Linked DNA regions of Mus musculus: region 2 is linked to region 1. Evidence: chromatin loops called from intact Hi-C (ENCODE). Cell type or tissue: gastrocnemius. All regions are shown on one strand. Links, peaks and the distances in the headings refer to the core of each region. The heading gives the core; the rest is flanking DNA.

What was found. Peaks named below come from ENCODE experiments on the same cell type or tissue, not always from the same donor. Only the 100,000 strongest peaks of a DNase experiment are listed, where the experiment ranks them.
Region 2: it touches region 1 in a loop (5-fold over the local background); 34 of 42 quality-filtered maps call a loop at or near these places.

The regions. Positions count from the first base shown.
Region 1 is chr10:19,690,964-19,696,349 of GRCm38, forward strand. The region is part of intron 1 of Gm33332 (a long non-coding RNA gene); the gene reads right to left. Among named protein-coding and RNA genes, the nearest start is that of Il20ra, 19 kb to the right of the region's middle. In gastrocnemius, for the core only: CTCF peaks have their summits at 2,330 (motif pointing left) and 2,888 (motif pointing left); DNase peaks (open chromatin) are centred at 2,338 and 2,835; H3K27ac peaks cover 191 bases.
Region 2 is chr10:19,237,512-19,242,897 of GRCm38, forward strand. Gm40607 (a long non-coding RNA gene) reads right to left here. Exons shown (of 3, transcript XR_871478.1): 2 at 5,154-5,327. Among named protein-coding and RNA genes, the nearest start is that of Gm40607, 3.3 kb to the right of the region's middle. In gastrocnemius, for the core only: a CTCF peak has its summit at 2,678 (motif pointing right); a DNase peak (open chromatin) is centred at 2,711; H3K4me3 peaks cover 205 bases.

The sequences.
Region 1 (5,386 bases), core at 289-5,288:
GTATTGGTTAGAAATACCACTTGAATCATAGAGTAAAGTAATTCACAGTGTGGATCAGCACCACTAGAAAAACATTTCTTTTTAATCCAGTTTTTATTTCACTCCAAAGTGCATATTCACTCTATTACTTCTGGGAGTATTTGTTTAAAAGGAAATCTTTTTTAAAAGAAATATTTATTTTAGATAAATAGAACATCTAATATAACATAATACTAACAGAAACATTTATTTTAGAAATAAAAAGATGGGGCAAAGAGATAAATTAAGGATTTCAACACACTTCAGAAGAGATCCAGAAAAAAAGGACAGTACTTGGGAAGGGAGCAAGCATACTTCAGACTGCATGTCCTTGTTTCCCACAGCCAGTTGACTGCTTCTGGGTGTGTCCTCAAGGCTCTGCCTTTGCCTGGAAGAAACTGCCCCTAAGCTGTGGTCTCACTGACTGAGGAATGCCAGGTCACTCCTCTTCGTAGCCTCTGGCATCAACTGGGGCAACTCAGGCAGGACCAACTGGAGGTGCCCCACCCCCAGATCCTCAGCACCTGAGTGGGATTGGCCCCACCTTCTGCATCAAGTCAGCATGCAGCCTCTGACACAGTTACTCCCTCATCCCTGCCGGTATTGACCCTCAGAGCATTTACCAGTTAATTAAACCACTGCCCAGAAGTCTCCATTTCAGAATTGTTTCCGGGGACCCAACCAAAGACACTTGGCTTCAAAAATGATCCTAACAGTTACTTAGCGGTATTTTATAGATAGATTATTTGCTGGCCAATTGGCAATGAAGACCCCCTCAAAGAAGTGTGAGAACTGATAGCAGTATGCTATAGGGGTCAAGTGGCAAACTCCCCTAGCCATGGGATTGCTACAGAAAGGAATGTGCTGTTGGGGGCATCTGAGAAGTGTCACGGGCATGAGTGTCATAAGGACTGTAGAATGGGGGTTGGGGCGCAGCTGACTAATGCACAGCTCCGGCTTCACCGTAGAAGTCACCAGAGTTCAAACTGACACTTGAGTGTGCATGTGGCAGAGAGGAAGTGAGAGCCGTTACAAAAGAGCAAAACAGTCAGAGGAAGCTTCGCTTACCGAAGTCCCGATGCAGAAACTGCCGGGCAGTTAGAGGAAGTTCGAACTGGCAGTAAATCTAAGAGTAGAAAAAGGTGTTGCTTCATAGAGACGTAGAAGCGGCCATCGTCCAAGTCACCACTGCGATGGGGTTGGGGGCGTTATATCTTAAGCACAAGGACAAACTCTGAAAGACACTCCAGGGTGAGAGTTAACTTTAAAACAAAACTCTTTGGCTGTTCACGAACAGCCTTCACACAGCTTCCCCGAGGCTGCCACAGGACTTATTTCAAAGGCACAAAGACCTCATGAAGCTGCCTCTGGACACAGAGTAGCTGAGTAAGTCAAGCTACTCCACATGGGAAAGTCAAGTCCATCTCCACACACTGACGATATCTACAAAGCAATCGGTGCCCTCTACCTTAAGATCTCAACACGGAAATACTTCAATTCTTCAGTAACGGGTACTGCATGGACTGTGTCCCTGCTCAACCTACCAGTGTATGGAACTCAGAAAACAGCATCCGATAAACGAATGTTGTCATGTTGAATAACAGAGTAAATACCCTCTCCAGAGGAGATGCCCCACGGGGACTGTAGCAAATTGCTCCAGACTTGTTAAAACCTTGATTAAATGATAAGTAGGTACATTGGCTCAAAGATGATGGGGTAAGTAATAGATAGAGGTCAAAGCAGCTTGTGTCACCATGGTAGGTAGGAAGGGGGAACTCTCAGACCGTGCACATAGGTGGAAACCCTCAAGGAACTGGTGCTAGGGTCTCTTCTGGTTCAAGTGGTAACCTCTGCTGTTAAAAAGTTCTTCCCAAGAAAAAAAGCTGGCCCAATTTCACACTGGTCACTGAGCCCCATTTTTGCACTTCCTGTTCTGTTTTCCGATGAAGGGATTCCGGTGTTCTGTTTACATGCAAGCCATGTCGGATGTGAACCTAACGTGAGTAGCAGTCCTTGATTCTAGCTGTGACCCTGTAAGTGAGCCTGCCGCCTCTTGACTGACAGATCCTAGAGCTCTGTCCGAGCACCACCTAAGTGCCTAGATGGGAAAGGCCCACTCGAGCCCACTCATCTCTTCTCTGTCTACGCTGCTGAGAATCAAAAATCAATTTCACTTTGGAACTGCAGACGATCCCATGTTGAGGGGGTCCTGCACAGGTGAACCTCTGCCCTCTGGCGTGTTTCTTATGAGAACATTGCAGAAGCCTGGAAGGACAGCCAGACTTGGGAGTATGAGCAGAGAGTGACATCCAGTGGCCGATGGGTCACATTTCTGCTGTGCTAGGCACTCCATTTCTGAGAATGTTGGAGCTGATGCTTAGCCCCAGAAGCTGATGCCCGCCCCTGTCCTCATAAGCCGGGAAAGAGGCATTCCAGGAAGACGATGATTGCAGAACAGGTTCTCCGATGCTTCCTGCCCATGTCCCCCGGCAGCTTACACTTACAGTATAAGCACTCTGCCCTCTCTAGAGCTTTAAAATACATTGCGAGCATGACAAATGGAGGCTAGAAAGATGGCCCAGTGATTAAGAGAGTTTGCTGCTCTTGCAGAGGATCTGAGCATCCTCATAAAAGCCCACACCAACCACTCATAACTGCAGTTCCAGGGGTCTCAAAACCCTTTTATGAGACTTTCAGGCACCAGGCACACGCATGGTACACATATGTACATACAGCAACTGTACACATGATTTTTATGGGGTTACAGTGGTCAAGAGCACCACCTGATATTCCAGAAGACCAGTGTGGAGTGAACCACATACCTCTAGTCCCAGGGAATATGGTGCCCTCTTCTGGCCTTTTTGGACACTGTGGCCACATGGTGACTGGACATAAATACAGGGTAAAATAAACACCCATACACATAAAATAAAAACAAATGAGTATTCTGAAGTAAATAAAACTAAATCTCTAAAAATGTATGACTCAAAATTATATTTTCTTATAGCTTTCTCTTGTTTGACGTTTGTAGAACATGTTTTAATATTTTCAACTGTTAATATTCAGCAAACGGGATAATTATTTTAAGATATACTTCATTGTTATGAGGCCCTTTTCATTTCTGATTGTGTCTCTTGTATCTCTGATTCCATCTCTTGTATTCTGTTGGTGATGCTTGCATCTATGACTCCTGATCTCTTTCCTAGGTTTTCTAACTCCAGGGTTGTCTCCCTTTGTGGTTTCTTTATTATTTCTATTTCCATTTTTAGATCCTGGATGGTTTTGTTTATTTCCTTTGCCTCTTTGATTGTATTTCCTGTAATTCTTTAATGGATTTTTGTGTTTCCCCTTTAAGGGCTTCTAGCTGTTTACCTGTGTTCTCCTGTATTTCTTTAAGGGAGTTGTTTATGTCCTTCTTAAAGTCCTCTATCATTGTCATTAGAAGTGATTTTAGATCCGAGTCTTGCTTTTCTGGTGGGATGGTGTGTCCAGCACTTGCTATGGTGGGAGAATTGGAGTCTGATAATGCCAAGTAACCTTGGTTTCTGTTGCTTATGTTCTTGCGCTTGCCTCCTGCCGTCTGGTTATCTCTAGTGCTGCCTGTCGTGGCTTTGTCTGACTGGAGCCTGTCCTTCCTTTGATCCTGGCTGTGTCAGAACTCCTCAGAGTTCAGATGTCTCTGGGATCCTGTGATTCTGGGATCCTGGGATTCTGGGATCCTGGGATCCTGAAATCCTGGGTGTGCCAGAGCTCCTGGGAGTCAAGCTGCCTGTGGGACCCCGAGATCCTGGTGTGCCCAAGCTCCTGGGATCCTGGGTGTGTTAGAACACCTGGGAGTGGAGCTTCTTCTGGATGTTGTAGGACTGGCTGCAGAGTTAGCACACAAGGTCTGCTCAGGTCACCGGCTCAGACCAGAAGGAACCTATGTCACTGGTTGGGCAGAGTTCCTGTGTGCCTATGTCCCACTAGTCCCAGTTACTCCCAGTGTTGGGGCAGATGTTATGTCCTCCTCACCTCTGATCCTATGATCCTGGGAGTGTTAGAGCCTATAGTTTTCAAAATGAGATCTATCATTCAATAAATGTTTACTGAGCACTTACAAGAAATGTAGGAATACTTAGAGAATTACAGGTTATATTCTCATTAGAAAGGCAGGATGTAATGTATACAAAGAGCTGCACATACATGCAGGCACACATGCACAGACAAGCTGTGGCAAAAGCTAAGAAAAACAGCATAAGGTAAGATCACTGAGTCTGCCCAGAGGGCTGGTGCTGTTTGAGTGTGTGACCAGTCAAAGATTCTTTGAGAATACTTAGCAGAAACCAGAATCAGGTGAGGGTCAGGTGAGGGAAGAGCTTCCAGGCAAGCACTAAAGTGTGGCACAGAATGAAGTTCCCTGAGAAAACTGAAAGTCAGACCGTCAGTCTCGATCAGTCTCGATCAGTAGACCTGACAATTGTAATTCTGCCTTCAGTTACAGAGAAAGGGTGCTGCAGGAGCCTGACCATTGACAATGGTCAGCTTTGGATTAGGAACTCAACTTAAGAGTCACATCGAGTGCTCCAGTAACTAAGCAACTTGCAACAGTGACCAAGGAGACTCTTAATCAAATGTGCAGGCTGGGGCTCCACTCTGCGCCCCACCCCCAGCACATCTCACAGGGGCGAGGCAAGCACCTGATTCTTCCTTCTTAAGTAAGGACATTCTACACACATGTACACACACACACACACACGTGCACAGGCATGCACATACACACCCACAAGCACATACAGGCATGCACACATGCACGGCTCACATTCATCATACAGTAGTATTTAATTATAGAAAAAGAATCTTCCTGCTTCTTTTTTAATTGATGCACATCTCACATATAATTAATCTCACAATTCCACATGACTTAAGGGTACAGTGTGTTCAACTTTTTCAGTGAATCAGCTATTACCCCTGACCAAGATATAGAGCATCTCCTCTCCTCAGAGGTCTCATTCAGGCTCCCTCTCCCTTTTCAGTCATGTGTATCACGTAGCCTATACTCTGAACCTATACACTATCTCATATCCTATATATACATATTATATGTGTATACATGCATATATGCATAGGAATAATTTACCTTTCTTTGCTATTTAGAACTCCACATGAATATGCCACAGTTGACTTCTTTCACGGGCATTGGGGTTATTTCTTATTTGCAATTTTGAAAACTATGTTATCAACATTTTATAATGGTTCCTGATAAAAGTAAACATTTACTCTTATTGAGTATACATTTATGGTTACAATTACTGATTCATAAACTGAATCAGATACATAATTGTAAGTCCCAATGTAAACTGAAAATCCAAGGGCACTTGTTCAAAAG
Region 2 (5,386 bases), core at 336-5,335, 450 kb before region 1:
TTACAAGAAGAAACTGCAGAGTCTGATACCCTGTCAGGATCCTGAACCTCAGAGGTAATGTCAGCCTCAGCCTCAGACTGGTATCCAGAACGCCCTTCTGAGAAGGTGGTGGATGAAGAATGGGAGACTATGGATAGATTTTTGAACTGGCCAGGGCCCCAGCTCCTTAGTCTGGTCAACACTGTTGCAATATAGAGGTATCAAGGTCCTGCTGTGGCTAGGCAATGGCCCTAACCAAGGTATCTGAAGTCACTGTTTATGTCACATGAAGACATAGCACACGTGAAGTTTCTTAAACATATGTTCTTTACTAGTTCAACGTTATGTTTATATATCACGTCAGCTTTAGATCAAGGATAGCGTATGCATCCTTTAGAGAAAGCAGCCCAAGACCTGAGCTTCTTCAAACATCACATGATTGTGTGAGCTCATTGCTCTTCAATTCTTTATTCCTCATTTTGAAAAACATTCTTAGATAAGTTTACATCACTTAAAAGACAAAAGTGAAAACGCCATATCGCTTTCAAATTTATAAACAGAATATACATTTCCCCGGTTTATTTGGTAAGAGCATTTCATTTCCCATAAGCTAACAGACACAATGTAAAGTGTAGGCGCGACAGATTTAGCATAGACAAATAGAGATCAATCAAAATCAAGCAGTTGTTTGACTCCAAGGTTTCACCTTTCCTTTTGACATTTTTATTATTTAATTATTTGTGTGTGTATGAGTGTGTGTGTGTGTGTGTGTGTGTGTGTGTGTGTGTGTGTGTTCACTTGCCAGGAAGCATGTGTGGAGGCCAGAGGATGACTTGCTGGAATTAAGTTCTCTCTTTCCACCATGTGGGTCCCAGGGTCTGAATTCAGGTCCTCGGGCTTGGTGGCAAGTACCTTTGCTGGCACAAAGACGTTGGGCCAAGCCAGCTTTAGCTTAGATCCTACCATTTAATAATCATATAACCGTGGGCAAGCTTTTCAACTTTCCTAAGCCTCAGTTTCTGTCCTTGCTAGATCGAATGATGCACAGGATTCTTCTGTGGGCATGCAGTGCTAAGGTGCGTTACTCCATTCTGCACAGCCATAGTGTACAGTCAGTCAGCAGTGAGGTTTTGTTTTTCTTTTAAAGATACAAAATCTATCAGATGACTACAAGCTATCATTAAATACAACACTAAGTCTGTGTTTACAACAGTATTCTTGGGCTTTCAGTGTTCTCTGAGTATTAAGGAAACACCCTGTCTTTCCCTAAGATTGTGTTGGAAATCGTTCAGGAAAGTCATTTGTCTTTGTTCTCCTAAAGAGTTCCAGGAAAGGAAAGGCTGAAATTTTGTCGTTTTAGATCTATAGCTATCAACATACTTTCATTATCTTAAAATAGCAAGGATTTTTTCTTTTTTTGGTTTGGTTTGGTTTGGTTTTTAATGAAGCTGAACTTCACTGGGAACTATAACACCTAAAATCCGTATTGCAAATGTCTTCTTGGGCAAACTAATTGCTCAGTGGGTAAAGGTGTCCACTAAGCCTGATGACCCAAGTTAGATTTACAGAACCCACATGGGGGTTATGGCTGGGGGAACCATAATACGTGAGGAACAGTATTAAAGGGTTGTGGCAGTAGCAAGGCTGAGAATCAATGAGTTTTGACATTAGGGTTTCCACCTTCAATATCCCTAATGTCAAATATCAGGAGGGAACTGATGCTTGCAAGGTGTTCTCTGACCTACACACACACACACACACACACACACACACACACACACACACACACACATACACACACACACACACACACACACAGACACGCACACGTGCACGCACACATACACACACACACACACACACATACATACACACACACACACACTCAGACACACACACACACACTCAGACATGCACACGTGCACGCACACACACACACTCAGACACGCACACGTGCACGCACACACACACACACACACACACTCAGACACGCACACGTGCACGCACACACACACATACACACACTCAGACATGCACACGTGCACGCACACACACACACTAATTAAAAATAACAACAGTGCGTTTATTTGTAGATAAACATCATAGGCTGTGTCTTCATTCTATTTCTGTTATCCTTGATAAGGAAGGCAGAGCAGGTATCGCTCCAGCCGCAAGCAGATGAAGTACAGCTGAGAGCTGAGAAGGCTCCTGGACCCTGTTCACCTAACTAATGAGCCCAGGCAAGACACCACACCGCTGGTTACAGAGCAAACTGCCCTATCCCCACAAGCTTTCAGGGGAGCTGGAACAAGGAAGAGAACCCCTAAGCCATTCCAGTGACGTTCTTCTCAACAGATTGCATGAATTTACCCACGTAAAAATGACAAAGAGACAAAAATGAGAAGACAGCAGTATTTTGGATTTTAAGAATAACAACAACAACAAAAAATGTTACTTAGTCACACATAGGCAGTGGTGTTGCATATTTTCATGTCATGGTTATTCATATGGAAAGATTTTATTTCCCTGTACACTGTCACTTATTCTTTGCACAGTTTTCTTCATGGTTTTAATTAGTTAGTTAGTTAGTTAGTTAGTTAGTTAGTTAGGTTGGTTTTTTAGTTTAGAGGAGGGGTGTTGGTTGTTTTTTGTTTTTTCTACCCAGCCAAGTTTTAAATCTGCTCAGTGACCAGAAGAGGGCAGTATGAGCTAACAAAACAGAAACCACGCACCGCACCCTCTAAGCCACTCTGCTTGTTCTGTTCAGACTCTGTGTCACTATCAGGTTTGCAATGTTAACTAAAACACTAAAAACTCATTAAAGACAGGAACGGAAAGGGCAGAGGTGGAGGGACGAAGGGAAGGAGATGGCTTTTTAAACCTCCTTATTGGAATAAAATGAGGTGAAATGGCTGTAAGAAAACGTGTTTAAGCACTTGCTGGGTGTGGACTCTGAATTAAGTGCTGCAAAATTGCTTCCTGGAGGGAGAGAGTAAAGAATTCAGACCACTTTCAACTGGACCTGTTCTTTACAGCCTCTGTTTACCTATTTATTTAATAGAGGCTTTGGGTCCGAAGGCCATGCCAGGACCTGCCTGGGCCCCAGACACTCCAGACCCTACATGGGAATGCGCTGGTGACAAGAAGCATAAAGAATAAAAGCTAAGGGTGAAAATGCAGGTGGTGTGTTCGATGCTTGCTTAAAATGCCTACACACACATGGGTAAAACATGTCTACCCTATAGCCTTAAGGACTGGAAGAAAGAAACGTGCCCTTGATGTATTTGTAAGTTATAGAAAATATAGTTAGAGTAGTTTCTAGGTAGCGCCAGAATACAACTTGGCTTAGTCCCCATCTTTACTGTGGCATATTTGATGGGTGACTCTTCATAGTCTGAGGAGAAAACAGGAGCCAAAGAGTCAGTGTGGTAAACTGTCTCAAATGTTCAATAGTATGTAGTTCAATGGTGCATGCATTAGAAGAAAGCACTGCCTCTTGGTGTCTGGGAAGACTGAGGCAGGTTTGAGATGAAACTCAAGGGATTTTGATGGTAGCAATCAGTAGAACAGAAATACAACAAATGAGTGGGAATTTTAGGTAGAGGAAGCCTAGGTAGGCATGTGGGTTGTGTTTAGCATTGTAGAGAACAATCATTTCTAGCGTCTGGATGCCAGGTCCTTCAGGATGGAGCAAGCAGTCTGCAGGAAGGAGAGGCTGGGAGGGGCAAAAGCAAGCTTAAGAGAAAGAGACATCGCCTAGACAGCTTTGAATACACTGCACATTCACTGTGTGGATTTGATGTGGAACCATTTCCATAAAGACTTGAGCCGCCACGTGCTGTGAACCAAGAAAAAGCAGGGCACCTACAGAAAACATGTTTCCATTATATGTACATGTGTTTGTTTCATATGTGCTATGCAGCTGTACAACGATGTAGAGGGATATTGAAGGTGGAAACCCTAATGTCAAAACTCAGTGATTCTCAGCCTTCCTAGTGCCACAACCCTTTAATACTCTTCCTCATGTATTATGGTTCCTCCAGCCATAACATTATTTTCATTGCTATTTCATAACCATAATTTTGCTGCTGTTATGAATTGTAATGTAAATATCTGTGTTTTCCGGTGGTCTTTGGGGGGTTGTGATACACAGGGTAAGAAGCACTGCATTGTACCCTAGGCTGTAGATCTGAATAGCAATGTCACAGGACTGCTCCAACAGTCATTTTAACATTGTTTTTTAGCCTTTGTTAGGAGACAACAGTTGACTGCTGTTACAAAGCAACCAGCCTTCCGTTTCCTTCTGCTGTGTGACAGCATGAAAGTCTATCTCTGCCTGCGTGTGTGCATCTGAGCCTGCCTTCTAACACTGTCCCTCATGGGTATTCGTTTCAGAATTATTAGGCAAATGATAAGATTGGTCCCCCTAAAAATATGTTTCCTGGTATTTTTCACATGGTACAGAAGTGGAATTAACTGGTTTAGGATTCAGCTGAAGAAACACAGAAAATGAAACCTTGCCTGTGTGTGGGCGATGCTCCTGCACTGTGGCTGAAGGATTGCCTAGGAAGCCATCAGGGGTATATACAACACAGAAAATGCCATATTTGTCCTACCATTTTTGTTCTACCCTTTCTGGTTTTTTGTTTCCCCTGATGTGGTGCTAGTCCAATTGATCTTAAAAATCTACCCAAAGCTTAACTCCTACTGTATTAGCAACAATAACAAAAAAACAAAAAACAAAAAAAACAAAAACAGATATAGGTGATATGTTATACTCACGAAACTCCATGGATCAATAGCAGATGACTTTTGTTTTATTTATTTGTGTAGTGTACTCCACCCCCATCATTCCTTTCTATTTAAGGCTTCCTCTTCCATTTCTATGCCTAGGGCAGGACAGTCATTGTTACTACATAAAGAATGAATCTGATACTCCCAAGGTACTTGCCATTATAGGGAACAGGTGTGTGTGTGTGTGTGTGTGTGTGTGTGTGTGTGTGTGTGTGTCCTTGGTAACACATCTGTTTTATTTGTTTTGTTTTGTCTCATTTATAAAATTCAGGCAAGAATGGGCTCGTGCTCATGTGGTGGAATGAAGCCCAGCCTTTGTTAAGATTTAATGAGACAATGCTCATCACAATTTGCTCTTAAAACACGAAGCAAAGTCTTACCTGTGTTTCAGATCAGCTTTCCAGGTTGCTCACCTGAGGTGTTCTGTTGACCACTGGTGTAGGCAGCTCCATGGTTACCATACGCATGCGTCAGCTGCAGTTCCAGGCCCATCACTGAGAGAAACACATTTAATCCTCCTGGAAACCTCCATGAGAACAGGAATATTGTCCTGCCTGTTTTGGAGGAAAGGAAAGTGGGACACAGCATGGTAAGTTCTTTGCCTCAGAGCCCA